Regions from separate parts of the Mus musculus genome. Here regions 1, 3 and 4 are each linked to region 2. A link is a loop called in an ENCODE intact Hi-C map of the cell type or tissue named here. Cell type or tissue: heart. All regions are shown on one strand. Region 1 overlaps Phyhipl (phytanoyl-CoA hydroxylase interacting protein-like). Region 2 overlaps Ccdc6 (coiled-coil domain containing 6). Region 3 overlaps Ank3 (ankyrin 3, epithelial). Region 4 holds the start of Slc16a9 (solute carrier family 16 (monocarboxylic acid transporters), member 9).

Evidence for each region. A loop is a pair of places that touch in the nucleus more often than their neighbours do. Peaks named below come from ENCODE experiments on the same cell type or tissue, not always from the same donor. Only the 100,000 strongest peaks of a DNase experiment are listed, where the experiment ranks them.
Region 1: a loop joins it to region 2, with 2.7 times the contacts of the local background. A loop is called at or near these places in 5 of 42 quality-filtered maps.
Region 3: a loop joins it to region 2, with 2.7 times the contacts of the local background. A loop is called at or near these places in 7 of 42 quality-filtered maps.
Region 4: a loop joins it to region 2, with 2.4 times the contacts of the local background. A loop is called at or near these places in 8 of 42 quality-filtered maps.

Annotation. Positions count from the first base shown.
Region 1 is chr10:70,560,236-70,568,235 of GRCm38, forward strand. It overlaps Phyhipl (phytanoyl-CoA hydroxylase interacting protein-like), which reads right to left. Exons shown (of 5, transcript NM_178621.4): 4 at 4,939-5,056. Among named protein-coding and RNA genes, the nearest start is that of Phyhipl, 35 kb to the right of the region's middle. In heart, a CTCF peak has its summit at 3,606 (motif pointing left); no DNase peak of the experiment used is centred here.
Region 2 is chr10:70,192,352-70,200,351 of GRCm38, forward strand. Ccdc6 (coiled-coil domain containing 6) reads left to right here. Exons shown (of 9, transcript NM_001111121.1): 9 at 1-849. Among named protein-coding and RNA genes, the nearest start is that of Mrln, 8.3 kb to the right of the region's middle. In heart, a CTCF peak has its summit at 3,597 (motif pointing right); DNase peaks (open chromatin) are centred at 3,150, 4,520 and 5,440; H3K27ac peaks cover 406 bases.
Region 3 is chr10:70,017,998-70,025,997 of GRCm38, forward strand. It overlaps Ank3 (ankyrin 3, epithelial), which reads left to right. Exons shown (of 43, transcript NM_146005.3): 43 at 5,835-8,000. Among named protein-coding and RNA genes, the nearest start is that of Ccdc6, 75 kb to the right of the region's middle. In heart, a CTCF peak has its summit at 3,859 (motif pointing right); no DNase peak of the experiment used is centred here.
Region 4 is chr10:70,240,718-70,248,717 of GRCm38, forward strand. Slc16a9 (solute carrier family 16 (monocarboxylic acid transporters), member 9) reads left to right here and starts at 4,559. Exons shown (of 6, transcript NM_025807.3): 1 at 4,559-4,661. In heart, a CTCF peak has its summit at 4,332; DNase peaks (open chromatin) are centred at 2,274 and 4,404; H3K4me3 peaks cover 2,189 bases; H3K27ac peaks cover 1,367 bases; H3K27me3 peaks cover 1,289 bases.

The sequences.
Region 1 (8,000 bases), 370 kb after region 2:
ATCTCCTTCACATTCCGTGGTTTGAAGATAGGGGCTGCTGTCACACAACTGTTGGAGTCTCCTGTGCTGATTGATACTGAGGCACCTTGCAACTGGCCACAAGTTCTAGTAACATCAGTGCTAGACTGGAGTCTGGGGACACTGTAGAGTCAGACAGTTGCCTTGGCTACTGATCCCAGCATTGCAAGACAAATCACAGAGACTATACTTTTCAGTTTATGATCAAACTCAAAAGCATCCAACCTAACTCAAATTCAATATGCCATCTGAATCACATGCCAATGAATGAAAACATGTTTTTGGGTTGAGTTTTTTTTGTTTGTTTGTTTGTTTGTTTTTGTTTGTTTTGTTTTGTTTTTCAAGACAGGGTTTCTCTGTGTAGCCCTGGCTGTCCAGGCTGGCCTCGAACCTAGAAATCCACCTGCCTCTGCCTCCCAGGTGCTGGGATTAAAGGCATGAACCACCACTGCCCAGTCAAAAACACGTTCTTAGAGTAGGTATTTCATAAAATCACAACCACATGAACAGACTAAGGCAAAGGAAATAGAACTCCAAAGGAAAACAACCCATAGTCCGAAATGTTTGAAAGACAATCAAAATGAGGATTTCAACAAACTCGTGAGCATCCAGAGTATATAAATACAAGGCAATGAAGAAACTGTTTTAGGGCAAAGTGTTTCCAAGGATATTTAAAAAAAAAATCATAAAATACGCCTGTCTTAGGGTTTTACTGCTGTGAACAGACACCATGACCAAGGCAAATCTTATAAAGGACAACATTTAATTGGGGCTGGCTTACAGGTTCAGAGGTTCAGTCTGTTATCAAGGTGGGAGCATGGCAGCATCCAGAGAGACATGGTCCAGGAGGACTGAGAGCTCTATGTCTTCATCTGAAGGCTGCTAGCAGAATACTGACTTCCAGGCAGCTAGGGTGAGGGTCTTAAAGTCCATACCCACAGTGCCACACTCCTCCAACAAGGCCACCCCTATTCTAACAAGGCCACACCTCTAAATAGTGCTACTCCCTGGGCCAAGCATATACAAACCATCACAAGAACGAATCAGAAACCTTGGTGCAAAATAGTCAATGAACTAAATACAATTGCACAAGCTGCTAAGACACGTGAGGATGGAATTTCTGAACCTAGCCGGTCTTATAGCCAACAAAAGAACAGAATGCACAAAGAAAGCCTGTAAGATTTAGGATGTAGTTAATCAAATATTCATGTCCCAGCAGTTTTAGGGTGAACAGAACAGGATTAAAATTTTTTTTAAAGAAGTAGACTTTTTTGAGATGAGGTCTCACTTTGAAGCTCCAGGTGGTTTCAAACTCAGAATTTCCCAACTCAGTGTCCCAAGGGCTGGGATGTGATACCACACCTGGCCAAAGACAAAATTTCTATTGCCCTGGTTATTATTATACAATGTATATCAATTATCACAACATAAAGATGTTCATTATACACTACTGGTCACAGAAGACCAAGCATGGCTCAAGGATTATACCTTCACACTACAGAGGACAGAAAAAGCAAGAAACCTGTTAGTGTGTGTATTTTCAAAGGCAATTTGGAAAACCATACTTGTTTACTAATGTGAAAAGAGGAGCCTAACCCTAGCAGCTCAATCCTGGAAGGAATCCCAACATATTTTCAAATTAAGCGAAAGGGAGTAGAGGAGAGACACAATAGACAGGTTCTCATGCTCCATATCTGTTTCTGCCTTGAGAGCCTATACAGTTGTATTTGTTATTTGAAAAGGAAGAAATTTTGTCACCCACTTAGACCAGATAGAAGTGTTTGCTCCATATGTTTTGGCCATTTTAAGTCCAGACACAGGCCTGCTTGTCAGGTTACCTCTCATTGTTTGTTTGACAGCACCAACATTTTTCCCAAACACATTGTCTACCTCTCTTGCCTTCGGTGTGGCCCAGGCCTCTATTATTCCGTGCCTTGACTCTCCCCTCACTGTGAACTCCTACAGTGTTAAGCAGCAGCTGATCTAGGGTAGAGACAAGGTAAGCCTTGGCTGTCTTCCTGACCTCCTCATGGGTCAGGATGTGGTTCCATCAAGGCTGGGTTCTGCCCACTGCTGCTGCTGTTGGCTGACTCTAGCCTCCCTGTGTTCCCAAGAAGAGTAAAACCACATCTTGATATTTGCTGGTTGCTTTAGTGTCTCATTAGCAGCTCAGCTATGCTTAAATTTGAGTGGAGGTCTCATTAATTAATTTGTGAATGGAGGTTCTCTGTAGAGTTGCCCCATTCTTGTTTTTCTTGATGGGTGCCTACCAGCATTTTTAAGAATGGAAAGTTCAAGCTAGTATTCTAATAAGGATTTTTTTTTTTTTTTATCATTACTATCACTAGGCTTCTCAGAGTCTGTGAGACAATGAGGTAGGCTGGGGACCTGCCACCATCATTAGAAAAGCAATAGGCTTCCAATTCCATCACCTGACTACTATCCAGTGGTGTTTATTAAAGAAGTAGATTAGAGGCAAGACCAGGCCACATGGAGGCCAGGCGAGAAACACACTCCAGGAGCAAAGCCTGTATCTTCTCTAACTTGCTTTCTTACCACCTGAAATATCCCTTTTTTTTTCCTTCATTTTCTTCAGTTTTCAAGATGTTCCTTGGTATAAATTTCATCAGATCCTTATACCATTTGGGGGTCTCTCAGCTAAAACTCATAGGCATATGCTATTTGCTAAATTTGGAAATATTCCAGCTCTGTGAGTCTCAGCCCCACCCTCCTGTTCTTTCTGGGTCTCTGACAACCAGGCAGAAAAAGGAGAAAGAAAATGTATTCAGATAGAGAAGCCCCTAGCCTCACTAGTGAACGTGAACAAGGTCGGATGCAGGAGGCATTTTCACTGAAGGTGTGCTCATGTTTTAGTCTTTTTTTTAGAAGAGAAGACAATTAGTTCAGCCCTTATGGACTGAAACAGGATTTATCCACAACTTCTTCAGTTATAATGACGTATAAAGATTACCGGGTAATTGTAAGATTTCTTCATCAAGCATTCTGAAGATAACATTCTAAAGGGATTCTAATCAAGGAAATGTACCCTGACAAACACTTTCCTAATTAAAATGCAAATCAAGATCCACGGAAGTAAATACCCTTACTAAAGTTCACTGCGTAGAAAAGGGAGTAGTTTTGTTGTTATTTGTGGTCTTGGGGCTTGAACCTAGACTACTGCATGCCTGGCAAGCATTCTCCTAGAGCCCCACCTCCAGCAGAGAGAGAGGGGGCTTTATTTATTTTTAAATAAAGCTTTTCAAAATGATGAGGAATTCTACCTATGCCTTAGTTAACGGTGTTTGTATTTAATGCTTCAAGATACAAGTTACATGGGTTTTACTGCTATTATTTTTGAAATTAAATCAAAAGTAAGTTTTGTTGTTGATACAAACATTTTTCATGCGGGTAAACTGGATTTAAATCATGTAATGTGTACAATTACTTCATCCATTTCCAGGTGCTCAGAGTTTGACTGGTTTGAATTTTTGGAAACATTTATGAGAACAAATTAAGCAAATATTCTATGCCAGGAAAGCCTCTTCCCACAGAAGAGTCAGAAAATCCTAGAGAAATACTGACCCCCAGTGGCCGCACTGGGCAGTGATTGGCAGCAACCCAGCAACCTGAATATACAGCAAAGCTGTGTTCTTTTGATGTGTTTCTTAACAGAGGCAGTAGCAATCGTGGAAAGTTTTTGGTCTCCACATTTTATATTTAAAAACATAAAAACTGTTTGGGCTGAATTTACCAGCCATTCTCAATTAATGACTGACAAGCATAATAATTTGTCATTCAGTTTAAATTAGGTGAATGGCATCCACTCAAAATTATATAGACTCCTGGCCACTTAGAACAACAGACTGAAATCTGTACTTATAAGCTATTCAGACAAAAAGCAGATGCGTTTGCTATCATCAAAATACAATACAAACACAGGGCACAACAAAGTACTTTGTTTTTTGTTCAAACATCCCCTCAGGCTCATGCATTTGAACACTTGCAGGTCTCCCTCCAGCTGGTGGCTCTGTTTGAATAAGGGCTACAACCTCAGCAGGTGGTACCTTGCTGGGGGAAGGAGTCCCTGGGGTGGGCCCTTAGGGTTTAGCCTAGCACGGCAGGCCACAGTCTCCCAGGATGTCTGGCAGTCTCAGTAGCCTGCTACCATGCTATCTTATACCTGCTACCATGTCTTCCTGGACAGACTCTGCCCCCAAAGCAGCTACAAGGCAAAAATGTTCTTCCCATAGTGTGCTTCTCAGGACCTCAGTGGTGAAAAGTGACGGAGGTCTTCTAATTCTACAACATATATGCCGAACACACTTCTTCCACTATGATTCCTTGCATTTCTACAGCTTGGAGCTCATGACTGATTTAAGAGAAATTAGAAAAGTATGCAAAAATTTAAAAATCTATCAAAACTTCCTGATTTTTTTCATACATAGTCATGTAAAGACAAAACTCCTTTATAACTCTAAAGGCATTAGGTTCTTATTCATTTTGACTGATTTCCTTTTGATCCGGGTCCCTTGGCGGCACCCTAAACTGAGCTTGAATTCATGGTGACCCTCCTGCCTCATCCTCTCAAGAGCTATTAATATAAGATTGAGGTGCCACATGCAGGCTAAGGCTTCAAAAGAAAACATTGTGTGGATTGTGTGCAGAAGTTCAGAATCACTGTAGTGTGTCATTTTCAAAGGCTTTGTCTCCCAGGGCTGGAGAGATGGCTCAGCAGATTACAACATTTGCAGCAATTCCAGAGAATCCAGTTTTGGATTCTCAGCTCACGTGTTGACTCCCGCCCATCGGTAACTCCAGTTCCAGGCGACCCAACGCCCTTCTCTGGGCTCTACAAGAATGTGCTCTTCAGACATATATGAAACCAAGATACCTGAACGCATAGATACTGGTGACTCTTACCTCACATAGTCAAAATACTCTTTGTGCTGGTTCCGATAGAAAACAGAGAACTTAAGCATGCGTCCTGCAATCACGTCAGCCTTCTCCAGCAGCTGTGTTAGATGAACTTTGGAGTAATCTGAAAAATTTAAAAGTGTCATATTAAGCAATACAGTACCAGAAGTGTCAGCCACAGAATTGATAAATCAGAGATTATTAAAATACATCTTTACGGGATTCAACTTTGTAAAATAGGAACTTATAAAAAAAATCCATCGTCTTTCTTTGGCTTGTTTTTATTTCTACATAAATATTTGTTATGGTTCATGGTTATTTCTTAAAATATTTGTGTGCTTTTTTACTCTTTCAAGTTTTAAAGACCCTGAAGCAACAGCATTCAACAGTGTTTCATAAGCTAGCGGCACTCTTCAGTGCCCAATCAGCTGATACAATGAGTCAAGGTACCTCCCACTCTGAAGGACAGCACAGCAGGAAACCAGAGCTAGTAACTGCCTGAGGTTGACAAGATCAGTATAGCCATTTTACTGGTACAGAAATTGCATCTGGCCAAAGTGTAATGATTCTCCCAGCTGTCGGCTTCAAGGCTAGGCCTCTGGAGCCTACTTGAAGGTCTCCAGCTCTTACAGCCCTCAGCATGCTTAGATGGTTTTGGTTAGCTTTTGTTTTAAAAAATTGAGAACTGCTGTCAAACTCCTACATCAAAAAATAAGAAAAAATTTTTGATATATAAGGATTAGTCAAAATCCAACCTGGTTAAACTGATGCATGTAACTGATTTATTTTAAAGCATGCAATGTACCAGACACACGCACAATTAGATAGCAAGGCTAAAAGAGAACAATTATATGGTTCTCTTTGAAGAACTCACAGTCTAAAGGAAGAGAAATATAAACAAGAACATTTTTTTTCAAATGGTGTTGGGTTGTTATAGACTAGAGACTGGTTAGCCCATGAGAGAATAGTCTATTCTATTTCCAATACCTTGCACAGTGCCTAAGTCACAGTATTAAAGACTTAATTGATAAGACTTAAATGAAATGGTCCTTAGTTAGTTGATAAGCCTGAGCAGCAAGTTCCCCTTAGCTTTTAACTCTGAAAATAAGGAAAAAGTCATGTACAGAGAAATACTGTAGACCAGTTAAAAGCTGGCAGTTGGCATTTTCCTCCTAACTCTTCACAAAAGTTATGAGATGTAGGAAAAATGATAAAGTAATACAGAGATCACTCTAAAAAGACTGGTTTTGTTCTTTTTATTCCTAGAAGTAAAAACAATGTATCATATGACAGCTATGCATCCCTGTGTGTGTGTGTCTGTGTGTGTATGTGTCTGTGTGTGTGTTTGTGTGTGTTAGAACTGCCAAGCGTTTTCTTTAAGCTAAAGAAGTCATAGTATATCAGACCTTTCTTTAGTATAACGTTGGTTCTGGCAGATAAACTATATAGCTCCCTTGAGTCGGAAAATACCAGGATACTATTTGTGTATTTACCCAGAAAAACGAATGTCATCTAGGTGGGGCTCCATTTACCAGCAATGCTTGAGACCAGAAGTGTTTCAGAGTTTTGAATTTGGGGAGGTTGGAGTATTTGCAAATACTTGCATAGTTTTACCACCTCATTCCAAATTCAAAACTGCTCCAAAGTTCCAAATATTCTGGGCACCTTTTTCAGTGCTCAAAACGTTTCCAATTTCAGGGGCTGGAGAGACAGCAGAGTAGTTAAGAGCACTTGCTCCTCTTTCAGAGAATCTGGTTTAATTCCCAGCACCCACCTGGTGCTCACGAGCATTTACCATGGATCCGATAACCTTTTCTGCCTCCACCCTCACTACCCAACACCAAGTCTACACACTGAAGCTCAGATACCCCTTCAGGCCTATTTATAAGTTTCAGACTTCAGAGCATTCCAATTTAATTTCTGGGCTGTGGATATACAACCAACAATATAATACGCAAAGACTGTGTGTGTGTGACTTAAATTAAACTTCCCTTGTTGGGTGCTATAAAAATAAATAAAAGGGATTCAGGAGAGGATGAAAGTTGAGGTAGACACTGGAGAACTGTCTCCAGGGGAGAGCATTCTGCTACTGTTAATTTAATGCAGGCATCTCTAGCTATTTCATTGCTGACTAGTGAACTATCATAATTATACCTAATCTATCCTAAAATATCTATTTACATTTTAACATCTCTGATATTGTCTAACCATCTTTTAGTTGGCATTTTTTCCTTAATGACACGTTAAAACGCTGGATCTTATAATCCACAAAATAAAGAGAAATATAAAAAATATGGTACTTGCAAGGAAATTTTTTACCTTGTCCTCAGACACTGAAATCTTTAGCAGTCAAGGGTGTTAAAAATTCTTATCAGCTTCACAGAGTAAACAAAGAAGCATGAAGATGAAACCAAAATGAGACAGGATGTCAGCCATAGAATATGTTCTTAGAGTTTTATACTGGGGTTTGAGGTTAAGAAACAACAATAGAAACCAGGATAAGTAGTGGGCACTCCTGTGTAGCATCTAAAAGAATGCAGGTGTGAAGCCATAGAGAAAGGTTGAGGGCTTATCTAAAGATACCCACAGATGAGAAAGTTGCTAACCAACCTGGAAACAGACCAGCCTATTATTTTCTGGATTTTTTTTTTCTACAAGCTCTTTCATGTTTAATAGCCTCTCTCTCTCTCTCTCTCTCTCTCTCTCTCTCTCTCTCTCTCTTTTGTGAAGTGTATCTGGGTGCATGTATGTGCATAGTGTAGAGGTCAGAGGTCACCTCAAGGCCACCCACCTTACTTTTTGAGGCAGGTCACTCTCAGTGACCTAGCGCTTTCCCAGAAGCTAGGCTGCTTGGCTACCAAGTCCCTGGGAACTTCCTGCCCTTGCTATTCTAGAGCTGGGGTTACAAGCATATGCCAGCACACCTGGCTTTTAAAAATGGCTTCTGGGATCCATGCTTGTAAGGCAAGCAGTATGAGCTATCTCCCCAGCCTTCTCGGAATTTTTTTAAAAAAATAGGAAAAAGTCACCCAGGTAAAGAGGAAACAGTAAAACCCCATCTGATCTTC
Region 2 (8,000 bases):
ACATGCATAGTAAACCTCCTGTTTCCAAATTATTAAAGAGCCAGCCATTGATGCTGCTCCTGGTTCTTTCTGGGAGCCATTGTGAGAGACTAAAAGATTCTTAGGGTGTTTGTTTGTTTGTTTGTTCGTTCGTTTGTTTAAGTTTTAATTTCTCTCTTTCTAAATTTTTGATTACAAATGTGTTAGCCTAATGTGTTGGGGAGCATTTCCCAGAATGCTCAGCAGTTGTGATTACTGGTCACACCCAGGTCACCTCTTCTGGAGTGATCAACGGGATCCTCTGTGCGTGCTAGCATGGGTGCTGTGTGTGTGCACGTGTGCGTGTGTGCATTCATGCCTTAACTTGGGTTACTGCTCAGCTTTGCCGTCTGACTTGGTCCTCACCAGCATCAGATTGTATTGTGCATCCTGATCTGAACTTCATTCTGGTAAAAAAAAACAACAACAACAACAAAACCACAAGGTTGCAGGTAGCACAGGCTGGAACGCATTCCTTTGGAAGAACGTCTGCTCAGATGGACCCTGAGATGTCTCCACGGACTTTATTTGGGACTTTGTTTGGAAAGAAAGCCGACTGTAACTTGGGCAGATGTCGACAAGGAAGAGGGGAGAGCCAGATGCCACCATGCCCTCTGCCTCTGCATATCCGTGTGCTCTGTGTGTTGTGTAGGCTCATCTACAGCTTACCTGGCTTGGAGTTCAGGTAATGGTGGCCATCCTGACATTCTCTGTTGGAGTTTAGAGAGATGTAAGACGTCCAGTTAATGTCTTATTTACTTTATGTTGATCAGTCTTTAATACATGTGCTGAATCAGAAAAACCTAAATAAAGATAATTTTTTAAAATGTACTCCTGGAACTGTCAAATTTGTTTCGTCCTTTCTGTTCTTTGAGTTGGGAATGATGGTTGGTTAGTGTTGGCACCAACAGACAAAACCAGATTCTATTACAAACTCTTAACGGCATCCGGAGGAAGTACTTGTAGGTAGCATCAGTAGGGCCAGTGTGGGTTTCTATTTTTTCCTTTTTCTAATTTTTTTAAAATATACTTAGGAGAAAAAAGCTACACGTATGGATGTTTTTTGCCTGCATGTATGTCTATGCACCACACGTGCATGCGGTAGCCAGAAGAGGGCATTGGGTCTCTCACACCTGCAATTACACGTGGTTGTGAGTTATCATGTGGATGCTGGGAATTGAACCCGGGTCCACTGGCTACCCACCCTGATGTTGAACTTGTAATTGAACTGTGTTTTCAAATTCAAACAGTTAAACCCAAGGGGTTATAAAATGGAAGCTACACTCCCAAAATGTCTCACGTGGACCAATATGCACTGGCACATGCCATAGGACATTTCAGGGATGATGATGAGTCCCAGAGGATTACAGTGACCTTGGCAGCAAGGCTGTCATGAAATGCTGTAGTTGGTCATGTACGTAGCCTGGTATGGATCAGTCTTTGACATCAACCTTGTGTAAACATCACTCATCATTTGTACGTAGTAATTGGTAAATTTTAAAATGTATTCCTACTTATTGAAAAGTTTACCCTTGGGCTAGTAAAATTTCCCAGAGAGTAAATGTGTCTGCTGCAGGCCTGACAACCTGAGTTTGAACCCTTGGACTTGTGATAGGAGAGAGCCAACTCCTGCAGGCGTCCTCTGACCTCCGCAGCCCTTCAGTACATACATACACAAAATCAATAAAAGGTAATGCAATTATTCACTTAAGACAGCTTGCATCGCAGCAGCGGCTACCTTGATACAACTCATGTCTGCATTGCTTCAGTAGGTCAGGAAAATAATATGTGGGATGATCTGTGTAGGGATATTTGGGGTCAGTGTCCATGTGTTGGGTGTGTGGCGTTTTGGTAAGGCTGCGGTTGGCAGGACACAGGAGTGGAATCCTTTAAGGAATATGGTCTTCAGGAATTCCTGATAACCATTTCAGTGAGTCAAGTCGTTTAAATCCACCCTGCCCCCCCCCCCATTTTTTTAAATGCGAGAATTTGCCTTGGGTCAGAGAAGACTTCTAAAGGAATTGACCTTTAGGCAGGGTTCAGAACAGGTGGTTGGAGTCTCCGTCCCAATTTCACGAGTTGGATGGGGGAGGGGCTCCAAGGAGTGGTCAGTGGCAGAAAGGAAGTCTGCCCAGGGCAAGCGAGTTGGCTGCTTATGTGGTGTGTACCCAGTGGGAATTCCCAAGGGAGACTTTAGTCAAGCTTCAGGATTGCCCTACCTGCCGACGACGCTGCAGAGCCACCTGGTCCTTTGACCCGTTGGAGAAAGGTGACCCTGGACAGAAGGTTTCTTCATCCACATCCAGGTTCTCTGTGTTTCCAGAGTCCTGTGAGGTGGCAATGCTTCGTGAGGGATTCCGGCGAATGACACCATAAAAAGTCAGATAGTTGGGGTGTCGGGTAGCCATCAATCATCCCCTGACTTGGCCTGGAGCATTGATGGAGAATTAGAAGGCATTTTTCTTCTTTTTTTCTTCCTTTTTTTTTTTTTTTTTTTTTTTTTAAAGAGACGGGTCTCGCTATGTTGTCCCCCAGAGGCTGGATTGCAGGGACTATTCACAGGCACGATCCCACTACTGATCAGTACAGGAGTTTTGACCCGCTCTGTTTCCTACCTGGGCCGGTTCTTTCTCTCTCTCTTTCTCTCTCTCTCTCTCTCTCTCTCTCTCTCTCTCTCTCTCTCTCTCTCTCTCACACACACACACACACACACACACACACGCCTTAGACCACCTGGTGGTCTCCCGCTCCCAGGACGTCGCCATATTGATGCTAAACTTAGTTCGGACACCCAATCTGCATAGCGCACTACTGCCCAGAACTTCAGGACTTGAGATCCTCTTGTCTCAGCCTCTCAAGTAGCTGGGATTACAGGCGTGCGCCACCACGCCCTGCTGCATTTTTTAATTCAAATAATAAGACAAACCAAAACAAAAAAAGACTCCTGGTCTCTTTAGAAAGAGTTACACACTGGAAGGCTGTGCGGTCATCCCCGACTTTGTGCCCGATCCTCTTCCGAGCCCCTCTGTTCAGCACTGTAGTCGCTAAAGCACAGACCTGCAGGCTTCTGAGTTTGTGAGCTATTTGGAGAGGGCATGTGATAAATACCGGAAGCCCAGCACAGCTAGTTCTTGTGTTTGCTCACAGAAAACAGGAACAGAAGTTCAAAGTCTGGCTTGGAGAGAGGCATATACCAGAAGTTCCCGTACTGGTACAGATAATAAGAAAAATGTACCCTGGGGACCTTGATAAATGAACCTCAAGTTACAAAGTAGGACCAGTGTTCCTGGGTTCTGTTAGCTGTTCTATGGGCTGCAGCCCCTTCAGAGGTCAGCAACCCTTTCATAGGGGTTGCCTAAAACCATCAGAAAGTACAGGTCACCACATCATGAACTGAATTTAAGTGTTTTAGCACTAGCAAGGTTGAAAACCACTGGTCTAATGTGTTCCATGTGTCTACAAGATGGGGTCTCTTGGTTTAGAAGGCTGAACGGAGACGAGTCCAGCTCTATAGAAATCCTAACTCCAGCTTGTTTAAAAGTCCTGGTTCTCCAGAGTTTCCTGGTGCATACCTTTAATCCCAGCACTAGAGGGAGGCAGTGACAAAAGGATCATCTGTGAGTTCCAGGCCAGCCAGGGCTGTGCAGGGAGACACCCCACCCCCACCCCCATCTCCGTGTTACCTCTGTAAGAACAGCCCTGATTTGTATGGCCTGCCAGTTTCTTCTGTGTAATTCAGGAGAGACTTCAAGCTGCACGTTCCATCGTTTTATTTACCGTGTGGCTGCCTACGCTATCAATATCCTGGTGAACAGGAGAAGAGACAGACGCTGGGGACGTAGTTTAGGGGTAGAGCACTTATCTAGCGTGCCCACAGCCTTGGGTTCTCCCCACACCCCCAAACCAGAAGTGGTGGTGCTTGCCTGCAGTTCCAGCACTAGAAGGTGAGACGGGCAAGAAGGTCAGTACTTGGTGTATGAAAGGCCAGCCTGGAATAGAGGAGACGCCGTCTCAAAGAAAATAAAAGAATAAATTTTTTAAAAAGTGTTGTGTTTGAGGATCATCTTCATTTTGTATGTGATTTTTGTCCTTTAATTTTTAAAGATTTATTTATTTTATGTATATGAGTACACTGTAGCTCTACAGATGGTTATGAACCATCATGTGGTTGCTGGGAATTGAATTCAGGACCTCTGCTCACTCCGGTCAACCCCACTTGCTCAGGTCTAAAGATTTATTAATTATTACATCTAAGTACGCTCACTGTAGCTGTCTTCAGACACACACTAGAAGAGGGCATCAGATCCTATTATAGATAGCCATGAGCCACCATGTGGTTGCTGGGATTTGAACTCAGGACCTTTGGAAGAGCACTCACTGCTCTTAACCGCTGAGCCATCTCTCCAGCCCCATATAATTTCGTTTTTAAGTGTCTGTGTTCTACAACCAGATCACTGTGTTCCTGGATGTCAGCTGTTGGCTCTCATGAGCTTTGCCCAGAACATCTGGCCTGAGGTCAGTAGAGGCTCCACTGTCCAGCAAGCATGTCCGTCTCTTGGCCCACCGTCCACATGTGACCGCAGGAGCCTGAGAAAGGCCCTGAGTGCAGCCCAATAGAAAAAATCTTAAAACTTCTTTGAGCTTGATGTTTTTGCATCTGGGGGAGTGGCTGGTTGGTTTGTGTCTTCACCGTGCTGTTCTCAAGCATAAACTTCACAGATGACCGAGGGACACCGTGGTGTTACGAAGTCTGGACATGCAGTAACCCTTGGTGCTTGGTGATTCTCTCTGGACACTGCCAGGTGGAGGCAGTGGTTTATGTGGGAAGCTCACATCACCCAAGCACAGCTCCGGGCCAGGAGCAAGCCAGAAATGAAAGTGACAGGCGACACACAGCAAACTGGCACTCCCTTGGGAGTCTCAGGACCCTGTGGGAAATGTCTCTCTCAGGTACAGTTCCAGAAACATGTGATCTTAGCCATTTCATGAGCAAAATAAACCCCACAAGAAAACAAGTCTGGGTGAGATGCAGGGTGAGGGGTCGGCCCTCTGATGTTGTGGCTCTGAGGTACACTTGGTGTCCTGCTGGCTGCATCAGATACTTGTAGTATCTTCCACCTTCTTGCTAGCAACCCTAGGGCAGTACATCAAATGTTTGCTAACTGGTCACATTATGTCAGCAGCATGTTCCTTTAAATCAACCCTATCCCCTTGTGTGCAGAGGCCCAGGAACAACCTTGGATGTTAATCCTCCCCTTCCATCTTGTTTGAAACAAGGTCTTATTGATTTCCCCTCCACTCTGTATCCTAGCTAGTTTTCTTGGGAGCGCTCACGGATCTCTTCCCTGCCTTGCATCTTTACAGTGGAATATTGGAGTCACACAGACAGACACACTGTTCTGTGTTTGGGGACTCCAAGCTCAGTTCCTTAATACTCAAAACAGGAAGCACTGTCCCCAATGGACTACTTCCCCCAGCTCATGGCAGGACATCTCTGACACCCTGAGCCCCCTGTTCTGTGTGGATCAAGTGACCTTTCATTTTGGTCCTTGAACCCAATGGCTTAGCTAACTGAAAGCCAGAGAACTCTGAGATACAGAGACACCCCCTCTGACACTCCCCCCCCCCCCAGTCTCTGCCATTCTCAATGTCCACAGGGGCAGACTGTGTTGGGCTTTGGTTTTCACGCCTGACACATCAGAGGGAAGATTTCTTTGGGTTCTCAAAGTACCCAGCCGAATTCTTGGGTCACATTCTCTGCCTCACCATCTGAAGAAAAGTCCTTGGTTTTCCTTGCTTTTAGAACCTTGCTCCACCCAGCACCTCAGTACTGTTTTAAAGGAAGGGCAAGTCAAACAGCCCAAGCCGGAAGGAGCAGATGCGCCTGTCCAACAGTTAAGTAAACATGGTTTTTATGCTAGACTGTGTGTGCTTCAGGAAAAATAACGGTTGTTTTAATCGGCAATAAGGTCCTCTGTGGGCAAACAGGTTTCACTGCCATTCAGAGAGAGCAAAGGCTATTCATTTATATTATCAGGCCACTTTCTACAGAGAGCCACCTCCCCTGCTCCTTCTGAGACTAGAGCAGGGGAGGGGGGTCCCAGGCTTGACCTGGAATGTGTATGAGCCTGGGCCCTGAGTTACATTTTGTCTGTTTTTGGAGAATCCATGGATTTCTCATCAAGCTTGGACTGGCCTAGTTGTGTGTCTAAAGGCAAGTGCCTTCCATTCAGTCTGGGCACTGAGTCAGGTTTTTGAGACTTTGATTTCAGCAGGAACTGGTATATCCTCAGTAATCTTTTCAAGAAACACCGAATACACAGCTCGTTTGGCTCCCTGCCTCCCTGCCTCCCCTTTCCCCCTTCTATCTTATCAAGATGTATGCTTTTGCCACAGGCACACCTGTGTATTCTGAGAGCCCAGGCTTCAGAACGTGGCCTTGTGACCAGAAGGTCTGCTACCAGAGCTGATAGGTTATTTCTCTGCCGGTGAAGTAAGCCAATTCAAGCCAGATTAGATTATATTAAAGGCAAGTTTATTGGGCAACTGTTCTTGAACGCCCTTTCTGGCCTCAAGGACTGAGGCCAACGGAGTCGCCATGGGGACAGGGAATAGAGGAGAGAAAGAAAGGGGTTGAAGAGAAGAGGAGAGAGGAGGAGGAAAAGATCAGAATGTCTGGATTATACAGGGAGGAGCCTCTAGGGGGAAGGGTAGCCCAGCCCCATGGTTGGAAAGTTCAGGGTTGGGAGCAGGGAATACCAGGTAGGGAGTGAGGGATGCTGGGAGAATCTACAGGCCAGATCTGCTTTAGTATGTTAAGAAGAATGCACCTCAGTCCCTTGTCCTGGTCCAAAACCAAAGGCGCACGTGACCTCTAACACTGATCCTTGATACTCATCTTTGGATGAGTAATGTAGCCACCCTGAATCTTTTTTTGTCTTCTCCTCCAGGCTGCGCAAGGATATGTGCGTCACCCCCAAGTAACACTCTGCCAGACTGGAGCTGAGGACTGTGTGTGTATGTGTGTGTGTGTATACGTATTTTATATATATATACACACATACATATATATATATATATATATATATACATACATACACATACACACATATATATACATACATATTGCAGATGAGATTAATAGTAGCACTTTTTAAGACTTTTTCTGTCTTTTTCTACTGGGTACCATGGTGCACACCTATAATCTCAACACTTGGAAACTCTCGCTGTTGGTAGGATCTAGAGTTGCCATGGAAACAAGCTTCTGGGTGTGTCTGTCGGGGTGATTCCAGAAGGATTTAACTGAAGAGAGGAGACCTATCTTAAATAAAACTGGCAGGGTTCTGCAGGCTGAGGGCATGAACTGAGTTAAAAAGAGGAAGTGAGGGCTGGAGAGATGGCACTGACTGCTCTTCTGAAAGTCCTGAGTTCAAATCCCAGCAACCACATGGTGGCTCACAACCATCCATAATGAGATCTGATGCCCTCTTCTGGGGTGTCTGAAGACAGCTACAGTGTACTTACATATAACAATAAATAAATCTTTTTTTAAAAAAAGATTTTTTTAAAAAAAAGAGGAAGTGAAATGCCAGTGGGCATCAGTCCTGGCTTCCTGATTGTGGGCACAGTGTGACCAGCCACGACACGTGCCTGTGCCCATGACATAGCCTCCATGATTAGACAATATTCACCTTTCGAATAAGAGCCCAGAAAGTTCCCTTCTATTCTTTTGAAAGATGTTATTGGGGGCTCGAGAGATGAGTCAGTGGTTAAGAACACTGACTGCTCCTCCAGAGGCCCTGAATTCAGTTCCCAGCAACCACATGGTGGCTTACAACCATCTGTAATGGGAATCCAATGCCCTCTTCTAGTGTGTCTGAAGACAGCTCTAGTGTACTCATATAAATGAAAATAAATAAATCTTTAAAAAAAAAAACAAGAAAAACAGTTGCTGAGTGTAATTCAAGTACTCGGTTTCTTTA
Region 3 (8,000 bases), 170 kb before region 2:
GGTGACTTAATGTGCTAGGTAAAAGCGTCACCACTGAGCTAACCCGCACAGCCCAAGGCCTTTGGGGATACGCGCTAAACCTCAAAGTAGCCTAACCGCTAAGTACTAGCGTTACAGGCTGAGTGGTAGAGTACTTACCCAGCATGCACAAGGCTCTGCCTGGGTTCAGGCCCCAGCAGCAAATGCATCTCTTCACATACCTGTCCCCCACAAACTGGGAAATGCATGCGGGTAATTCTAGCTCTTTAGCCGCTGAGGCTGGACTATTGCAAGGTTTAGAGGACTCAGTTACCTATCCATCATTCCCAGTGGCAGTCTTTCTGGGCCTGGAGATCTCCGTGTGGCCATTGGGGACATAGAGGTGAATCGATAGGGGTGCCAGGTAGCTTACCAGCTCTATGGGTTTGGCCAAGTTATCCAGCTTGCATGTTGCCACTTCCTCAGAGGGAACAGTGAAGGAGCTTGGAACGACCCCTGGTTGAACAACAATAACCCTCTGTAGAAAGATAGTAGTAACATGCCTCCAACTTGTTTCAGAACTCACTCAGTTTTTCCACATAAATTGCTTAATAACAGTAGTTGCTAAGCCTGTAGGAACCCTCAATTGGGAGGCTCTATTATAAAAGTATTAGAAGAAGCAAGAAGGAAACAAGTGTAGCAGCTGGCCAAGCTCAGGCACAGCAGTGGCAGCAGGGGGAGATCTCAGCTTAGCCATCCATCCCTGCTTCAGGCGAGGGTGGTTTGCTACAGTCACTATCAATGGGTCTCATGGTAAACTGAGGCAGTCAGCAGACCAGGTTTCTACTCCTTTTCTTTACCAAGAAATGAAGCCCAAAGAGACCCAGACAAAGCCAGAGGAGGTAGTGACCATTCCTCTCCCCTTCAGAGCCTGAGGTAGTTCATCCCACTTGGGGCCTCTCTGGGACATTTTCCCAGAATGTATCTGAGATACAGATAACTTGCCATCTGTTTTCCGGATACAGGATGGAGACAGAATTGAAGCCAGGTATTTTGGCTCTTGCCATTTTAATTCTCTGTGTAGTAGGGACTTAATACTACCCTGTTATTAGGATTGAGGTAATTCACTTCACAGCAGTGCCAGATATATAATAAACGCTTAATAAAGAAAAATGAAGCAAATGCATTTTAAAATATGCATTCATCTGCTTCCAGTATGTCACTTAACCCCCTTGCTGGGAAAGAGCAAAGTTGAAAAGGCCTCATTTATTGGTACTAGCTGAAGAGGAAAACTGTTGTGAGATGGGTATTAGGCCATTAAGTTTTCAGCCAAGTGTGCACTGGTGCACGTCTCTAATCATAGCACTTTGGAGACGGAGGCAAGAAGATCCAGAATTCAAGGCAAGAATGAGACTCAGTCTCCAAAAAGAGAGAAAGGAAAGAAGGAAGGAAGGAGGGAGGGTGGAAGGGAGGGAGGGAGGGAATAAGGAAGGAGAGAGAAAAAAAGACAAGAAAAGAAAAACCGAAAACTAAAATTAAAGGAAAAGTAAACCTTAATTTTTGATTATAGTTTCATTTTGTAATGAAAATTACTGCTTTTTAAAAAGAAATAGGGCCAGGAAGATGGCTCCACAGGTGACTGTGCTTGCCACCAAGCCTAATGTAGTGGTTTGAATGAGAATGGCCCTGTAGGCCCATATTTGAATACTTGGCTCCACAGTTGATTGAACTGTTTGGGAAGGACTAGGAGGTGTGGCCTTATTGGAGGAAGTATGTCAGTGGGGGTGTGAGCTTTGAGGTTTAAAAAGCCCTCACCATTCTAAGTTAGCACTCTCTTTCTCTCTCTCTCTCTCTCTCTCTCTCTCTCTCTCTCTCTCTTCAGTCTCCCCCTCTCCCTCCCTCTCCCCCTCTCCCCCTCTCCCTTTCTCTGCCTCATGGTTGTGGGTTGAAATATAAGTTCTCTGCCTGCTTGAGAGCTTACCTATTCCTGTGTTCCCTGGTTTGATAGTTTGGGGCTCACCCCCTGAAACTGTAAACCTCCAATGGACTCTTTCTTCTATAAATTGCATTGGTCGTGGAGTCTCAGCACAGCAATTTAAAAGTAACTAAGACACCCGAGTTCAATCCCTGGGACCCACATGGTAGAAGGACACAACCAACTGCCACAAGTTGTCCCCTCCATACATACATTGTGGTGTGCATATATATATATATATATGCATGCACAGACATGCTGTATTAGTCAGAGTTCTCTAGAGTTACAGAACTTATGAAATGTCTCTATATATTAAGGGAATAAATTGTGATAACTTACAGTCTGTAGTCCAACTAACCCAGCAGGGGAAGAGACATGGGAGGGGTGTGAAGGGAAGAACAGGGCATTTCCTGTGTGAACAGCAAGACCCCATGAAGTCCCTCAGGGGAGAGGTGATGTACAAAGGAGGTTCTGCCTCTTTAGAGTCTAGGGTCTGCACTTTCAAGGAGCCAGAATTTAAAAGGAACTTGAGGAATTCCATACATGTTGATTAGAGAAGGAAGTCTACGTAGATACAGATTCAGGAGCAGCAAAAGATAATTTGCTATCCTGTGTCATCTTAGTTAGGGTTTTACTGCTGTGAACAGACACCATGACCAAGGCAACTCTTTTTTTTTTTTTTTTTTTTTTTTGGTTTTTCGAGACAGGGTTTCTCTGTATAGCCCTGGCTCTCCTGGTACCAAGGCAACTCTTATAAGGACAACATTTAATTGGGACGGGACTGGCTTGCAGGTTCAGAGATTCAGTCCATTATCATCAAAGTGGGAGCATGGCAGAACCCAGGCAGGCATTGTGCAGGAGGAGCTGAGAGTTCTACCTCTTGTTCCAAAGGCAAACAAGACAAGTCTGGCTCCCATGTGGTTAAGAGTGGGGTCTCAGAGCCCACTCGCACAGTGACACACTTTTTCTAACAAGACCACACCTCCCAATAGTACCACTCCCTGGGTTAAACATTTAAACCACCACATGTGTATACCTGATGAGGTATGCAGTCTTTATTTTCAGAGTAGGGCTAGAGGTAAACACTGGCAGCATCAAAGTCTTAGAAACGAATGTCTAGATTTACTCTTGATCTATAAAACCCCTCCAGATGTCTGTGTACACATTAAGCTTTGGGAAGCATGCTCCCAGGACCCATCGTTGGCACTGTGGCTTGATCGAACGCTAGAACTAACTAGAGAGTTGGCGTGGGAGTGGTTGCTGGTTTTCATCACTGGCCCCTGTGGGCGTGGCGTGGACTGGACACTGGGGCTCATTAAGTCATATTGTACAGCCATAAAGTTTGAGAACCAGGAGAGAATGTGACTCCAGTAGATGTGAGAGATAAATCCTCCAGTGTGTACTGGGCTCAGAACAAAACAAAAAGCAAACAAACAAACCTGAGTACTTCCATGGGACTCTAAATTGGCTCTCAGGTCAGCACCTGAGCCTTTGCTAGATCTGGAGCCGTGTTTTGTAAGTATCATTTAACATGTTTCTTAAAGTGACAATGAATCAGTATCAGAGTATCTGTGATATTCTTTCTACACTCCCATTTTTTACATTCAGAAGGCTACGCCTAGCCCACAGGCACACCCCTCCTTCCAAGGTTTCTGTTTTTTTTTTTTTTTTTTTTTTTTGGTTTTTCGAGACAGGGTTTCTCTGTGTAGCCCTGGCTGCCCTGGAACTCACTCTGTAGACCAGGCTGGCCTCAAACTCAGAAATCCGCCTGCCTCTGCCTCCGGAGTGCTGGGATTAAAGGTATGCGCCACCACTGCCCGGCATCCTTCTAAAGTTTCTTAAGTTCTTTCTGTTAGCTGTGCTCACAGAGCTCCAGATTCCATTTCTGAAATGTCATCGTGGAGCCTGTCCACAACATCCCGTCCATCAGAGGGCGCTCTCACCTCAGGTGGTTTTCTAGCAAGTTGCTTAGCCAAGGTCCTCGTCCTCTCTGTGCGATGCTGTTCTCGGTAGGAAATGTTTTGCCACACTAGCATTGCTAAACCCATGGGGTTGGGACCTACATTCTGGCCACCTAAGAACAAGAAAGATTTGAAGGATGACTACTGCTTTTTAAAAATAGCAACATACAGAGGGCAGGATATAATTAACCCAATATTAAGAAGCTGTAAAAACGGGGCTAGAGAGATGGCTCAGCGAATAAGAGCGCTGACTGCCCTTCTGAAAGTCCTAAGTTCAAATCCCAGCAACCACATGGTGGCTCAAAACCATATGATCATGAGATCTGATGCTCTTGTCTGGAGTGTCTGAAGACAGCTACAGTGTACTTACATAGAATAATAAATAAATCTTTATATATATATATACATATATATACACACATATATATATACACACATACACACACACACACACATATATAAAACAAAAAGCTGTAAAAGCCATCCACTCTGTCTAGAAAGACAATATTGGCTTACACTGAGAAGAGACAGGCTTTGTTTTGTTTTTTAATACAAATTTAACTTGGGACGTTAGCTTGGTTATTAGAAAATATAAAGAAATGGGTGAGAGTTCACCCATCCTGTCTCATGTTTGTAGAAACTTACTAGACCTTATTAAACTTGTCATAGAAGAGGTGGGTTAAAATTTCACATCCCAAGGAAACTGGGAGACTCAAGGGCAAGTTTAGATAAAACTGCTGCGAGTTTGCCCAGAGTGAAGAGGGCAACCATGATTGAGCCACCTAAGCAGCCTGGTGCCTGGAAGATTTGGATTTAATGACAGCAACCAAGGTGTGAAAATCCTGATCGACAGGGTTTGCCCACCCTCTGTAATTGGATCTACTGAAAGTGAGTCACTTTCTGTCCTTGGAGGAGCACAAGTGTTGAAATCTCAGAGGAGTGGGTACTTTGGTGTTCTTGGCTCCAGTCACTGGTGACCTGGGGCGGGGAGGTCAGTCCCTTAAAAAAAAAAAAAAAAAAAAACACACAGTCAGACCCATAACAGGAGACCAGGGGACGAGCGAGCAGTTCCAGGGAGTTTACCCAGGATGGGGTGACCTGGGTGCTCCATCCAGGAAAAAACGTGTCTGAATAAACAACCTGAAGGTCACTAGGATGCTTCAGTCCCTGCCCCTGGGTAAGCAAGATTCTAAAGGTTCTCTGTGAGCTTCAGAAAAGATTTGCCTGTGACTGAAAAGGTTTGGTGTTTTGTTTTGTTTTGTTTGTTCTTATAATCATTCCTGCCTCGAGGTGGAAATCAGCTTCCGGACTTGAAGGAGAAGGCGAGACTCTTCTACGAAGCAGGGAGAGCAAGGGACAAAACTTGTCTTCTTGGGGTGCAGGCCAAGGAGCGACAAACAGCTCTTGAGTAGCTGAGGAGCCCTGTATTATCCCAGTTTCAGGATACTCCCAACTCATCCTTGAAAGCCACAAGCTCAGGAAGATTGTGTGATAACTCTCAGAATCACCTAGCCAATAGCACTGATTTCTGGGCGCTTTCTTGGATCCCCTAGGGCCTGGTCCCCTGAGGTACTTACCAAGAACACCCTATTAACAAGCCGAGGGTCCTCAGTCTCTGAACCCTGGACGGTGAACAGCAAAGATGTCCTCGGCAAGCTCTCCTTTTATATATAGAAAGGCCAAAGCTGTGTCTCGGTTGGTGAAATATTTGCTAGAGTGCAGGGATCCCAGGTTTTAGACCCCAGCACCACAAACCCTAGTTACTGTGGCAGAGGCGGGATGATCCGGAGTTCAAGGTCATCCTAGGTTACACAGCAAGTTCAAGGCCAACCTAGGCTACATGAGACCCCGTATCCAAAAAAACCACAAAGATAAAATAAAATACAAAGCAGACAATGAAAACTAAACTTACCGCCTCCCATTTGTTTCCCTCTCTGCAGGACCACTTGGTCATACTGCCAGTATTGAGAAACTCACCAGAGATCAGCAGGAAGAAAAATAGTCACCAAGAGTGGAGTGTGGGTCAGCTGCTTCCACCACACGTCAGTGACACGATTTTTTTTTTGTAAACGCAGAAGGAAAACGAAAATCACATTTTTTCTTTCATTTAGCATGAGCCGATCTACAAAGCATGGAAACTCACATTCATTCCCGGCACTGAAATGCACACTGAGCAAGTGCAGTGTACGACACAGGAAGCCATGTTCTTCAGACCCGGTCTCAAGTAATTTAGTGTCATTTTCAAAGAAGACAGACAAAACAACACCTGTGCCACCCAGGAGGAGGGGCAGCAGAGGACGGAATGATCAAATCAAGAAGACACACTAAAATTACTAAATTCACAACAGCTCGCCTTATTTTTCTCGGACCCAAACTAACTGTCAGGGTATAAACACTGTTCCTTTCTTTCTTTCTTTCTTTCTTTCTTTTTTTTTTTAAAGAAAAATAATAATAATAATAATGAAAAAAATCAATAGTTTTGCTGTAAATAATAACACTGTAAATTCTAACAGAAGAAACTACAATAAAGAATTATAAGGCACCCGCCTCACAGAACACAAAGATATCACAAATGCATCCAAGGACAGGCGTCCCAAGTGACTTCACCCTGGACAAGGATGGGGATCCAGCGCTCTCGGGACTCTTTCACTGACTCTTGTATATTAGCAATTATGTTTGTACACGCAAAACTGCTAGCTTGATTTTAAAAGAAAAAAAATGCAAATCTTTAAAAAGGAAAAAAAAAAAAAAACCTGCTGCAAATTTAAATAATTCCCCAAACGAGGAATTCTGTAGTTCTGTGAAAAAAAATTTTTTTTTCTTCAGAATATTAATATTTTGATGCATGCATATCACCTTATTTTGATTAAATCTTTTCCAATTTTGCAAACACTACAGTCTCCTGCAACATGGGAGATTTTATCTGTAAACACAAAGCCCTTCATCTAATATTTATTGCTATTGCCAATTTTTCAATGAAATGACCAAAAATGGAAAAAAAAATAACTATACAGTAGTTTGCTTGGGGGTGGGGGGAGGGGCGCTGTTAGTGCTTACAGGGGGGAAATGCTTGCCACTGTAGAAGTGGATGGTGCTCACAAGAGGCCCCAGTCGTGGGTATTTAAAAAAATGGACTGACCGGAAATCCGTATCTAGCAGGATCGAAGCGCACTGTAAAAAAAAAAAAAAAGACAAAAAAAAAAAAAAAAAAGATCGCTGTATTGTGTACTGGCTCTGAGATGTAGACCCCTTTCAGCAAGCCAATCACTAGTAACCATCCCAGCAGTGCCCCCATTAGGTTAGCGGGGCTGCCGCGTTTTATAGAGCATTTTTCTTTGGGTTTGGTGAGGTTCCTTCATTCACTATCTTAACTTGAAATCGACCTCCACGGACACCTAGCTCTAAATGACATGTATGAGAAAAGCAGACGCCGGATAAGCTAGTCGATTATTTAAGCATATAAAATAAACTGTGTTCAACTCTTCACCTACTTGGGTTCCACAGTGTTCTTGTATCCTCTGGCAAAACCTAGCTGTCTAATCCCCAGTCACAGGGGCCCTGTCTGTGCCTCCAGTCACTAAAGCCATACTCTGGAACGTTCTGCTCTCTCCCGAAAACACCCACCTTGCATAAACTCTGTGCACTTTGTGGGGGAGCTAAGAATTTAAAGATGAAGTAATCTTCGTCTATTTAGGCTCTTCTGCCCCATAGAAGAAGATGGGATTTATAAGGCCAGTGTGTCAAGAAGTTATGCTGTTCCCAGGGAGCATCTATCTGTGGTTGATTTTTTTTTTTTTTTTTACCCCCCAGGAAGCATTGGTTTAGGTTTTGTGTCATTAGTTTGCGGGCTTGGAGATTTTGTCATCACTGTTCTTGAGACAAGGTCTCAAAATGTCTGCTTAGTTTCTTAACTGATATGTTGTCAGAGCTTACAGATTGAGAAATTTTGCTAATAACTCGAGATTTTTTTATTTTACCAGTTTATTTTGGTACTGGTCATCATGCATGCTAAAAGATGTGAACTACCACTAAGCAGCACCCTCGGCCTTCCCTGGATATTTCTGAGACGGCCTCACTAGCTGGTCCAAGCTGGCCTTGACTTTCCG
Region 4 (8,000 bases), 48 kb after region 2:
ACATTCCTGGGCCCTAGAGCCATGTATAACTTCACTCCTGACTTCACCTCTCATGACAATGGGGAGTAGATGTTCAGAGCTTCATTCTCTGTACCCAGACTCCCCACAGGGAAACCTCAGCTCATCTCCCACTTACTGGGACCAGGGCCAAGGGTTTAGCCTTTCTTTCTTTTTTCTTTTTCTTTTTTTTTTTTTATGTATTTATTTATTATATGTAAGTACACTGTAGCTGTCTTCAGACACTCCAGAAGAGGGCATCAGATCTCATTACAGATGAGCCACCATGTGGTTGCTGGGATTTGAACTCTGGACCTTCGGAAGAGCAGTCGGGTGCTCTTACCCACTGAGCCATCTCACCAGCCCGGGTTTAGCCTTTCTTTAAGCTCGCTTTCATTATCAGCAAAACACGCTCAGGTTTCTCGGGAAGCCATAGGAGAGTTGTTTAAATGGCATTGGTCTCTCATGATATGAGCTGTGGGTCCCAGGTGTTTAAATCGTGGTCTCAGGTGAGTGGACTCCCTTGAGTTACGGATTCTGCGTGTTTAAAACTGTTGATCTCAGATGAGTTGGCTCAGATGAACTGTGGGTCCTCAACGTGTAAATTCAGGGTTTGTGTCTCACATCATTTTCTTTTTTCCTAAGGCAGTGGAAGGAATATGGGTCTCCTCCATCACAGACCCACACTCCTGTGGATCCAACCAGCCACAGCCCCTCCGAATGCCTATATCCTCATCCGTAAGTAGAGACAAGAATGTTTAACCATAGGAGAGGGCTCTGAGAGCAAAGAAGATGTCAGAGTTCTGGGGAATCAATGGACTTTCAGAGAATGATATTTATTTCTTGTCCTTCATCCTTTAATCTTCAAATCATTTGTGTGGAGAATATAAAAAGATTGAAATGTAAATCTGGAGAAAGGAGTAAAATGTCATGTAATGAATCTTCAAAGTTATTTGCAACAATAAAAACTATTTTAAGGCCCAGAGAAGATGGCTCAGCAGTTAAGAGCACTGATTCCTCTTCCAGGGAACTAAGTTTAACTCCCAGCACCCAACTGTCGGCAACCCCAGTTCCTGGGGATCCTATGCCCTCTGCTGGTCTCCTCGGGCACAAGGCACGCATGTGGTGTGCCGACATGCATGCAGGCAAAATACTCATACCCATAAAACAAAAATACATAAACCTAAAACATTTGACTTTAAACAAATACTGCGTATGCCTAAGAGAAAATGTCTTACCTACTTTTGTTATTTCCTGCTGTTAATTGGTGTGTGAGAAGGAAGTAGAATTCACTTAATGATCGACAGATCTCTCAGGAAACCAAACAAAACCCTAAACTGTGTTTTCTTTAGTTACTGTCGTTTCAAAGTGCAGGGTCTTTGCAACTATGCTGTCATTAATAAACAGGGGATAAACATGTCTACAGAAACCCGCCCTTAGAAAGGAAGGAAGGAAGGAAGGAAGAAAGAAAGAAAGAAAGAAAGGAAGGAAGGAAGGAAGGAAAGAAGGAAGGAAGGAAGAGAGAAAGAAAGAAAGAAAGAAAGAAAGAAAGAAAGAAAGGGAGGAAGGAAGAAAGAAAGAAAGGAAGGAAGGAAGGAAGAGAGAGAAAGAAAGAAAGAAACCTGCCCTTTCTTCATAAGTCAGGAAGAAGAGCTGTGTCAGCAGGGTGAGTAGTGGACCAGGGTGTTGGTCTTCCTGCTAAGACTCCTGCACCAGTCCGATACATCCACCCAAGCGTCCTCCCAACCCTCTGATGTCTTTTCTTTTGGTTTCTGCTGCTTTCCTGAGATGAGAATCAAGCTGGGACCTCCATCTTATTCTCTCAATGACTGGTGCAGCACATAGAACTGGGGCCCCTGAGAATATTTACAAAGCCCTTCCTAAACAAAATGTTTGATGGTGGTAGCAATATTAGGCAAAGAGCAAACCCATCAGTTTGGGGCATCGCCTATATGCCCTCTTGAGCATGCCTCCAAAAACTTTGCTTCAAATTATTTTCTTGCCAGGGCAAGCTCATTTAAATTCAGCTTCATTACCAGCCTGCCATGTTCTCTCCCTCTGACAGGTTAAAAGTATATTGACCTCTGGGCCAAGAGCCCCAGCTGAGTCTACAGTCCCTGGCTCTTCATGTCCCCTGAAAACACTGGGGACACGAGGAGGAGGAGATGGTTTTAGTTTCCTTTCCTCCAGTCTCTCTGCGCTTCCAGACCCAGTGTGGTGGGGGAGGGACTCCTCGGGCTGCTCTGGGTCAAATTCTATTTGTAGATACAAGGGCAGGGCTGGCCTAGATCACTGGGCTCTCTTGCTTGTTCCACCACAGAGTGGCTAAACAGAGGACCTCAAGGGATGGGGGCAGGTGGCAACTTTCGAATGGCATCCAGGTGGCATGCCCTTTATTCCTGGAGCTGGCCTCCAAGCGCTAGAGCAACCTTGTAGCCACCTCACTCATTGAACAAGCCAGGCCTTGCCATTGCTTGAGTCTAGCCCTCAGGGTTCTGTTTCACAGTAAAGCAGGAACCTTGCCGTTGCATAAGGACACTCCTTCATTCTGTATGGACGGGCATGAACTGGCCTGAGTAGACAGGCCCCTCCCACTTACTGTTAAGAGACACTGGGAGCAGAAGGGAACAAACAGCCTGTGCTGATTTCACACAGCTGAGGATGCAAATAGGCAGGGTTTCCCAAACAGTTTCACAGACAGTAACTTGTTTGATCTGCACGTGAGGGCATCCGCATGTACTCTGGCAGCTGGAATCTATGCAGATCAAGGAAAGCTTTCCAAAGTACCTGTTCCTGAAGCACAGAGGGGGAGATGAGATAGGTTTTCAGGCAGCTGTAGATACCGTGAGTGAACACAAGTCATCCGTTCTAAATGAGACCACCATCGGGAGTGGATACAGAGCCCCTTTCTTCTTCACAAACACATTTTTAGGATGCTGACAGCTTTTCCTTTCTTTTTCCTCCCATAAGGTTTTTGTTTGTTTGGATACTACCTGCCTTCCATGGGCACTGTTTTGTTATTGTTTTTAATTGGTAGTGTTTCTTTTCAGATGAGGTCTCTGTAGCCCAGGCTAGCCTAAAATTCATTATGTAGCCCAGGATGGACCTGAACTCCCAGCGATCTGCCTCTTCAATTGGGTATAGGTGTGAATCACCACAGTGGGCTACTGTTACTATTAAGTATTTTTCTGATTTTTCTTCCACTTTGAGTGTGTGTGTGTGTGTGTGTGTCTGTGTGTGTGTTTCTCAGCAACAGTCCACCTTGGTTTTGAAGAGAGGGTCTCTAAGTGAGACCCGGAGCTTTCTAATAAGGGTAGCCTCTACCTCTTTGGTGCTATGGTTTTGACAGCAGCTGCAGTCATGCTTAGTTATACTTGGGTGCTGGGGGTGGCAAGTAAGCTCTCTCCGGGGACAAGAATAATATGTTTGAGAGGACTTCTCCATAACCTGAATAGAAAGGGGGTGTTGGAGAGAAGCGCTAAAGCCACTTCTCAGGGTGGTGGGCATGGCCAGATTCCGTACCTTTTCTGACTTCTCAACCCTCCCCCACTCTCCACGATGCAGGCAAGATTCTGAAAATATCATAGATAAGGAAATAAGCTGAAAAGACCTAGGTGGCTCAACTCTTAACTTTGCAGGAGGTAGTCCTTGCCGCCTAAGAACGCAGGCTTTGCGTGGTATGAAGGGAATTCTCACGCTGTTAGATAGACATAGTTCTCTTCAAGAATTCAACAGACAGAAAGTTAATGGGGCAGAGGGTGAGCACACGCCACATTGCAGACATATCCCTGGAGCGAACGGTGTCCACACATTCGTTAGCCCCTGGAACCCTAAAGTTTTCTGCAGTGGGCTTCGGTGACAGCGCAGAGAGCCATGCATGGTAGGTAGCTCCAGCGTGAGTTGCTTTGCACCACAGCTAGTGACAGCCTGGTTCTACTTCAAGACACCTGACGGTCTTCACATAACTTCTCCCTCCCTCTTCGACCTCCTGGACACCCGCCTTTCCCGCGGAGTTGTCCCAAAGGAAAGCCCTTGGCATCTTATACTCCCTACTGCCAAAGAGTACCAACTTCACAAAGTTCTAGGTTTCTAGTTCGCTTTCCTCTGGGATCTCTGCCCACGAGTACAGCTCTGGCCAGGAGGCTCCCAGCGACCCAGGGAAGCCAGGGAGAGCAGGCGACCCTTGTATTCAGTTCCACACAGGCTCCTCGCAAATGCACACGGTGCTTGGCGGGGGGTATGCGGGAGAGCTTCGGGAGACCAAGGGGACTCGGGTCCGGCCCTCCCCCCACTCCTAGCCGGGCCTTAAGCTACGGGTGTAGACGCAGCGCCCCTACCGCCGGCTTTTCCACCGCCTCCATCTCCTCCTCCTCCGCCTCCTCTTCCTTCCCCCAGCGGGCGTGCAGTCTCAGCCGGTTCAGACTGGCCAGGGTGCCCCTGCAGAGGAGATCTGAGAGTGGGACCACCCCGGGAGTGACTTCCCGGGGTGGGCGGTGGGGGTGGGGAAGGTGGAGCCGGCCGGGCGGGCTGCACTCCATGTGTCCCGAGGGCAGAGGGCGGCGGCCGTATATTGCGCGCAGCGGGACTGCTCGCCCAGCGCAGGGCCCGGATCAGCAGCTGCGGCCGGAGCTGCGCCCGCGGCCCCAGCCGAGGCCGGGACTCAGGTAAAAACCCCAGGAACTGGGAAGGTCCCGGCGGGAGCTGTCCCCTCACCCTGCAAACTGCACCGAAAGGAGGCGGTGCTGTCACCCGCGGGTGCACAGCTACCGGCCGGCTTCTGGTCTGCCCGGGCTGAAAGCGTCCTGAGAGCGCCGCGGAGCACTCTGCACCCTCTTCTAGAAAGAGTAACTGCCTCTGCAAAAATACTCGTAGGGTTGCCTTTTGCAGGGAGAATGGGGGAGATGAGAGCTCGGATGTCACCAGATGAGTCTCCTGGGATACCTTCTACGTGTGACCCAAGTGGGTCCTCACTTCCCAGAAGGCCGCTCCCGAGGAGGTGGGCTCAGGTGCTGGGGAGAATCCAGGCTGGGGCGCATAGGTTTGGTAAACTGCAAGGACAGCAGCTCACGTTGCGGGCAGATCCTGCTGGGTTCCGGGCAGGGCAGCACCCGGGCTGCGCTACAGGGTGTAGGAGCCTAACGGCCAGGCGGCTCCTCCGCCACCTGAACAAAACTTAGAAGGATTTTGGTGCGCATGCCTCAGCTCTGGTTCGCCTAGGGAACCCTTCTTTGGTTTTAGCCATGCACAGAGGCTTCAGGGGAAACAGCAAGCCATGGAACTTGACCATCAATCAGGTCGGGATTTTACTTCGTTCTTGGAATGTCAGGTCTATGCAGCACAAATGATCCGGAAAGTTTAGGCAGTGTTTACACTACAGATATTATTTACATATTATTTATGTTGATATCTTACTTGCCTCATTGGGCCCATCTGATGGGCTACAGCTCAGTGGTAATAGTTAGACATCTTGACTTGCCCAGATTGGCATGTTCACCTAGAGCAGAGCAGAGCAGAGCAGAGGCCACTCAGATACTCTTAGGCAACAGACGGAGTGAGCTAGGTTGGAGAAAGAAAGGGTGTGCCGATTGGTTACAGCCTCCGTTAAACACTTTGTGAGCGCAGAGAGTAGTGTCGGTACCCATTAACCACCCTCGACTAGCAAATAGAAATTAGACAATAAAATCTTTTCACCTGCCAACTGGCAATAACTTGTATATTCAGCACCGCCGATGTCCGAAGAGCAGGTTTCCTTGCTTCCCATCCTTCTGTGTTTGGGTAAGTGGAGAGACAGGGATCCTACTCGTCTCTAATGAAGGTTCTATAGAAAGGGCCAGGGGCGTGGTAAGATGGCAAAGAGTGACATTAGGAACTCTGGACTGGATTTTTAAATTTTTTTTCTTTCTTTTCTCTCTCTCTTTCTTTCTTTCTTTCTTTCTTTCTTTCTTTCTTTCTTTCTTTCTTTCTTTCCTCCTCCTCCTCCTCCTCCTCCTCCTCCTCCTCCTCCTCCTCCTCCTCAGGGTCGTGGTAAGATGGCAAAGAGTGAAATTAGGAACTCTGGACTGGATTTTTTTCTTTTCTTTTCTTTTCTTTTCTTTTCTTTTCTTCCTTTCTTCCTACCTTCCTTCCTTCCTTCCTTCCTCCCTCCCTCCCTCCCTCCCTTCCTTCCTTCCTTCCTCCCTCCCTTCCTTTCTTTCCTCCTCCTCCTCCTCCTCCTCCTCCTCCTCCTCCTCCTCCTCCTCCTCCTCCTCCTCCTCCTCTTCTTCTTCTTCTTCTTCTTCTTCTTCTTCTTCTTCTTCTTCTGTTTTTTGTTTTGTTTTGTTTTGCTTTTTGAGACAGGGTTTCTCTGCGTAGTCCTGGCTGTCCTGGAACTCAATTTGTAAACCAGACTGGCCTCAAACTCAGAAATCCACCTGCCTCTGCCTCCCAAGTGTTGGGATCAAAGACGTGCGCCACCACTGTTCGGCAGTATTTTCTTTGCTTAGCTCTGCAATACCAGCTATGACAATGGGGAGTGGCTGGTGTCTGAATGTCCCAGCAGGTCCTGGGCTTCAGGTACAGCTGGCCACTGCCTAGAGCAAAGGTTTTCAACCTTCCTAATGCTGTGACCCTTTAATACAGTTCATCATGTTGTGGTGACAACCTCCCCCCAGCCATAAAATTATTTTCATTTCTATTTCATAACTGTAGTTTTGCTGTTAAGGATCGTAACGTAAATAAAGGATATGTAGGATATCTGATATTCGACCCCTGTGAAAGGGCCGTTGGACCCCAAAGGGTTGCGGCCCACACGTTGGGAACCGTTGGACTAGACCAAGAGGCTAATGCTTAGATAGACGCCATCAGATTTGCCATCTTTATTCCCTCCTTCCACTTTTGAACCCTCTTTTTTTTTGTGGCCCTTTTCTTCATTAAAACTTCCCCCAACTTGTACAGATAGACTGCTGTTGTGTGAAGAAGAAGAGGGGTTAAGGAGACAGGAATCGGGGTCTTTCTTGAGGGACCACAGCTCTCTGGAAAAGAATCATCTAGTGAGAAGTATCATTCAGTTTTAATTCAGGATTGTCAAAGAAGAGAAGCTGGTATTCTAAGCCAGCTTAGTGTTTATGTTTAGGGTTGTTTTGTTTTGTTTTGTTTTTATACCAAATGATTCTTTGTAGACAAAAGGGTTAAACTATAATTAATTATTGAGCCCAAAAATAAAAAATAAAAAATAAAAGGTATGTCCTCTATTCAGTCTGGTAGGAAAGACAGCATGCTTCTGCATATGTATGGTGTAAGATGTCAGGGAGGAAGGAGTCCAAAGGCAGCAAGACTAATATTTACGATTATTAAATAACAAGAACCTAGAGGACTACGAGCAAACGTATATGGTGGGTTCAGGGTCTCAGCCAAGACTGAAATGGAGAGAGGAGTCTCCCTGGTGGGAAAGGGTTCTATTGAATAAGAGCCTAGCACAGGTGGGGAGAGCGGGCTGTGTTCCGAGGAAACACAGCTGCTGGGAATGACCGGGCCTTGGAATTTACACTAGCCAAGGAGGCTGGCAGATAAGGTGGCAATAAATGGGATAGCTGATGCTAACACACTGACTCGAGTTTGAATATTGCCCTTGGGATGTGTGGTAACCACCTAGGTGTTCTTGAATAGGTTTTTGGCCTCCAGTTTGGTCTTCTGAGTTGCCTCTAAAATCAGTAAAGGATTAAAGGTCCATGTTCGTTTCCCATCCACATTGCTGGGAGGTGTGGGGGGGGGATGACGACTAATGTGTTTGACTCTAATAGCCTTTCACATCCGGTTGCGATTGTCTCTAGACCCACCTGGGCCAGTAGGGTAACAATACACTATCTTATTTCAGTTATTCATCATCTTACTAACTACTGGTGCTTGTCCAACCTATAGCCATGAAGAGCCACCCAGTTTTTATTATAGACTGAGAATTTTCATCACTCAACTAAGGAACTAGTCCATCTTGGGGCGAGCGAGATAGCCCAGTTGTGAAGAACATG